2 separate regions of the Mus musculus genome follow, and region 2 is linked to region 1. The links are chromatin loops, found by intact Hi-C in ENCODE. Cell type or tissue: left cerebral cortex. All regions are shown on one strand. Region 1 overlaps Dtd2 (D-tyrosyl-tRNA deacylase 2). Region 2 overlaps Heatr5a (HEAT repeat containing 5A).

Evidence for each region. A loop is a pair of places that touch in the nucleus more often than their neighbours do. Peaks named below come from ENCODE experiments on the same cell type or tissue, not always from the same donor. Only the 100,000 strongest peaks of a DNase experiment are listed, where the experiment ranks them.
Region 2: a loop joins it to region 1, with 2.9 times the contacts of the local background. A loop is called at or near these places in 16 of 42 quality-filtered maps.

The regions. Positions count from the first base shown.
Region 1 is chr12:52,000,702-52,003,201 of GRCm38, forward strand. All of the region lies in intron 2 of Dtd2 (D-tyrosyl-tRNA deacylase 2), which reads right to left. Among named protein-coding and RNA genes, the nearest start is that of Dtd2, 4.6 kb to the right of the region's middle. In left cerebral cortex, a CTCF peak has its summit at 1,079 (motif pointing left); a DNase peak (open chromatin) is centred at 1,066.
Region 2 is chr12:51,951,338-51,953,837 of GRCm38, forward strand. It overlaps Heatr5a (HEAT repeat containing 5A), which reads right to left. Exons shown (of 36, transcript NM_177171.4): 7 at 1,150-1,307. Among named protein-coding and RNA genes, the nearest start is that of Heatr5a, 19 kb to the right of the region's middle. In left cerebral cortex, no CTCF peak of the experiment used is centred here; a DNase peak (open chromatin) is centred at 1,192.

The sequences.
Region 1 (2,500 bases):
TTTTATAAATAAGGCCTACTGGGAAAATGTAAAGGTGAAATCTGTTATTAGAGATGAGAAAGTAAACAAAAGATACTGTCAGCTTCTATGTATATGGATATGTATGTGTACATGAGTAAGTATATGTAGATATATATGTGCATATATATGTATATATGTAAATGGAAGGCTGGAGAGAAGACTTGGATATTAAAAGTACTTACTACTCTTCTAGAGGATGGAGATTTGGTTCCCAGCATTCACATGACAGCTAACAACTGTCTCTGGCTCCAGTACCAGACGACCTGATGCCCTCTATGGCCTCTTTGGGCAACATTTGCACATGGTACACAGACAGGCAAAACAGCCATACACATAAATACTCCTCTCAAATCCAAAACAAAAACCCCATGGCAATATTTTTATAAGCATAATAAGACTATTTATCTAAATTACCATAAACATCTATGTGTCCCTAGAAACCTAGACTATTTCAACATTAACCATTTCAAGGTATACCAAGATGCCTATATCTATACTCAGGTCCCCACTCCCTCTACAAAGGGAAAAATGAATTCTTCTTATGAAGAACAGAACAAGCAGCAAAGAAATTCTATAAACCTTATAGTCTCAGTACGGCAGGTTGAGGCAGACAGACCTCTGTGAGCTCCAGCTCAGCCATGGCTACATAGATTTTTTTTATTTTCCTAATTTTAAAGGCATGCTTTCTAGTTTGGTTGATTTCAGTTACTGCACGTCCTGCAGTAAACATCAGTAAAGACTTGGTATGGTTTCCTACTCCACAAGTCATGCACTTAACCTGGCAAAAATCAGTTGGTTCCTAACCTATGGTACAAAAAGCCCTATTGCTTTTTATTAACTAACATTTCTCTTTAAACACCTTTGTAATTCTCCGTTGTGAACAGGTACCATCAGCCAGCAGCCCCACCCACTAATCTCCGGAAACAGGAAGCCTCCAGAACACCTCATTCCAATGGAATCACCATTTAGCTACCCAGGCCCCACACTCCTAAATTAGCAATTCTGGATTACTGGCAATGAGCAGTAATACTCATAGACTTTCGTATACCTCCCTCTACTGGCTGGAACTGAGAACTCACATACGGACATGGACAAGTAAAGACTGTACAAAGAGAAATAGAAGCAAGCTGAATTGAAATGAGACAATAATCAATAGTGTGGCAGAAACTTAAAAATTGTAAGACAGGTTATTAATCAAATACCTCCAATAGCACAGACATGAAATCAAGCTTTGACAGATCCTTGATCTTAGTACATTATAATGAAGATGAACTGAGGAAGACTCTACACATTTCTGTTTTAGCTATGATGTTTCAGACTTCATGGACATAACCGATTATACTCCTAAGTATAGGCTTGGCTGGAGAGGTCTGACCCCATGAGCAGGTACAAGGCAGGCTTTAAGAGAGCCTCCTTCTCTTACTTCCACTTCTGGACAGAGGGACGCACAAACTAACCTCCCAACACTAAACAGTTATCTTGCTTGTACTTTACTCTGCTGAATGTGCCCTTAGCCATATAAGTCCTTTATTGCGAATGATAAACTTGTTAAACTAGTCATTAACAGACTTAAGGTAGAGTCCCCTGTGTTTTAATTCACACATGTATTTAGGGTGACCCCATAGAGAAAAAGACAGAAGCACACAGGCTTAGTCACTAAGAAACAAACTGCAGATTGGGTTTCATGGGTTTATCTTACCTCACTATGATTGAGACATTAAGACCATCACACAGCTTTGCAAAGTCAATCTTTGTTTTTTTTTTTTTTTTTTTTTTTTTTTTGAGACAGGGTTTCTCTGTGTATCCCTGACTTACTGTGTAAACCAGGCTGACCTTGGACTCAGAGATCTGCCTGCCTCTGCCTCTCCAGTGCTGGGATTAAAGGTATGAGCTACCACTTCCTGGCTACAAATGACCTACATTTTACTTTTGTACTTGAAGCGTCTTATTACATTCCTGTGGACAGCAAAGATGACCAGGGTAAATTACTAATTTAGGAAAACAAGCAGAATGTCGACCACCTCAATATCAGGAGCTCAGAAATACCTCTCTAACAGAGGGGCTTTATTTCATTTTCTTAAGCCTTCAAAGGCTCCTTATTATCCTCTAGATTCAAATTTCAAACCATTGGTTACTAGCTTTCCACCCTTACCAATCACACAGTCCTTTCTTAAGTATTGTTCTCATGCTTTGACAAAGTTGTCAGCAAAGTTTGGAATATAAGCATGGGACATTTCCTCTGTTAGTTGACTTTTGGCTAAGGCGTCATGAATGCGCTATCTGCCCACGAGTTTCACTTTCATTACTGTTCTTGGCTAGGCTAATTTCTGTGAGCTCTGACTATCCATCTGTGTTGCTTTTTCTCTGTGGCATGCCTTGCTTTCTTGTTCAGGCTGATCCAATCCTAGGATCAAGGCATTCCCTGCCTCAGCCTCATGAGTAGCTGGAACTATAGGTACAGGTACATGCTACTGTGGTT
Region 2 (2,500 bases), 49 kb before region 1:
GTTTGCGGCCAGACTGGAGTTCCAGTCTCTCAGTGAAGATTCCACCTCTGCCCACCTCTGCTGTGCCTCTATTCTACTGTGGCCAGGCTCTGCAAATGTTCAGTAGAGAGCTAGTGCCAGATAACTTGTAAAATGTGTCCCTGGCTTCTGGAAACAAAAGCTTTCAGGTACTTGCCCTCATGAACAAGCAAGCTGAACTCAAACACACGGACACCTTTAATGAGCTACACTCCTATCCCGTGACTCCAAAGGACTGTTCTAGACACTTTAGGGAAGTTCCCCGAAATGAGTTGCTGCTCTTTATCTCCACAAATGCTAATAGCTTGTCTTACCCCAGATACAAAGTCAAGCAGTCTTCTCAAGCAATACGAAACAGAATACATGGGGACAGTTTACAGCTACACTGGAGAGCACTCGTGTCATGATCTAGTCACACAGCACGAGTCATCTGGGGGTGCAGAGATTTTTAATTTATTTTAAATTGTTCACTTAAAGTCTTCAGCATGCACTGACTTCATTTTTTGGCTGGCCTTGGTAAATTTTAAGGATGTAGACAAAGATCTTGTACATGGCAGGAGAGATCTTCATCTCCAGTCCAGTGCAGTCCCTCAGGACTTTTCTAAAGCAGTCTGTGCTGAATCACAATACCCAGCAAGAAGCTGGTGTGGGGGAAGGCTGCAGTGTGGCCTTCGTAGTGCTGTAGGCTAAGAAACCTTTCCAAGAGTTTAGCTTTAAAACCTGTGTTTAGGACAGACAATTACACAGCAAACACACAGGTTATAGGCCATGATCTTTTGTAGGAGTTAAAATCGTACGTTATCTTGACACATTAAGTAATATGTGCAGGTATTAAGTTGCGCACAATCCCAGTGGAAGACACGATAAGCCGTGAGATAACATGGCAGACAGCACAGGAGAGAAAAAAATGACTGCTTTAAAGGACTAAGTAAAACCTATTACTAAAAACTAAAACCACCTTTGGGTTATAAAAGGCTCTTAATTTGTAACCTTGTTTTAAAACTGTTTTAGATTCACCATAGATATTTATAAACGTGAGCAGAATCAGCAACTTCGCACTGTGGAGTCAGATCCTAAAACTGACTAGAGCCAGTGGGAATTACACGTGGGTGACTGAGTTCTGACTCGGACCTGAGTAACTCCGACTCGAACGTCTCTGCTGACTGAACTGTTTCCTTTCAGCATATCTCCACTGGCTCGAAGGAATCCTGAACTCCCACGCAGAAACCCTGCTCCCAGCAGTTCCAGAACTTCCTCCAGTGACACTCTACGAGCACTCTGCTTTGAGCCTGCTATGACAAAGAACAAAACAGCAATTAATAGTGTACAGACTTAATTTTTTTAAAGAGAATTTGAATGCCCCCACCCCCACTCCCTGGGACCCCAAGTCTCTCAAGGGTTAGGTGCATCTTCTCTGACTGAACCCAGACCCGGCAGTCCTCTGCTGTATATGTGTTGGGGGCCTCATATCAGCTGGTGTATGCTGCCTGGGTGGTGGTTCAGTGTACAGACTTAATTTTAATGCACAATCTTTTTACTTTTTTTGTGCTGGAGACCTGACCAACCTAAGTATATGCTCTGCTGCTGAGCCTCATTTATACATGGTCTCTATTTGCCAAAAGCAAGCATATTGACAGAAAAACTAAAAACCCAAATGTAATGTAAAATTCACAGGTATTCTGTATATTAATACACAGAAGAAGTCACAAGACGATTTAATAGTCCATCGGGATGAACCCTGGGAGAGCTGGGGATGTAGCTATGTGGCATATTGCTTGCCTAGAACACAGAGCTGTAGGTTCAATCCCTAGCCTTCAAGCGAAAAGGAGCCCTAAGTGCCTTCATGGATGGCAGGAAATAAACTCAGGACTGAAATCAACCAAATAGAAACAAAAGGAACTATACAAAGAATTAACAAAACCAGGAGCTGGTTCTTTGAGAAAATCAACAAGATAGATAAACCCTTAGCCAGACTAAACAGAGGGCACAGGGACAGTATCCAAATTAACAAAATCAGAAATGAAAAGGGAGACATAACAATGGAAACCGAGGAAATTCAATAAGCACTTTTAAAATGTAGTTGTCCACTGTGTTCTTTACTCTACCTGTATTCTAGTGCTAAGAACAATCTGTGTAATATTTTTAAGAGAGTTTGAATAAAAATTTGTTCTAATCTAAATTTCTTCGGTGACTTTAAGATTGTTACCTCTTAAATGTAATTTTTTTTTCTGGTGTGTGTGTGTGTGTGTGTGTGTACACATGAGCACACAGGCACACATATGTGTCTTCTTCCCAGCATAGGCTGCTTGACCCTCTCCAAATACGAATGTCTGAGTGAATCACAAGACTAGGAAAAAAGCATGGGGGAAAATCTCCCTGTGCTGCCTGTGGGTCTCCTGTGGAGAATGAGAAGACTGTACCTAAAGCTCTGCTACTGTTTCCCATGTGGTCTTAACATGGTGGCACTTCTGTTCTCTCTCAA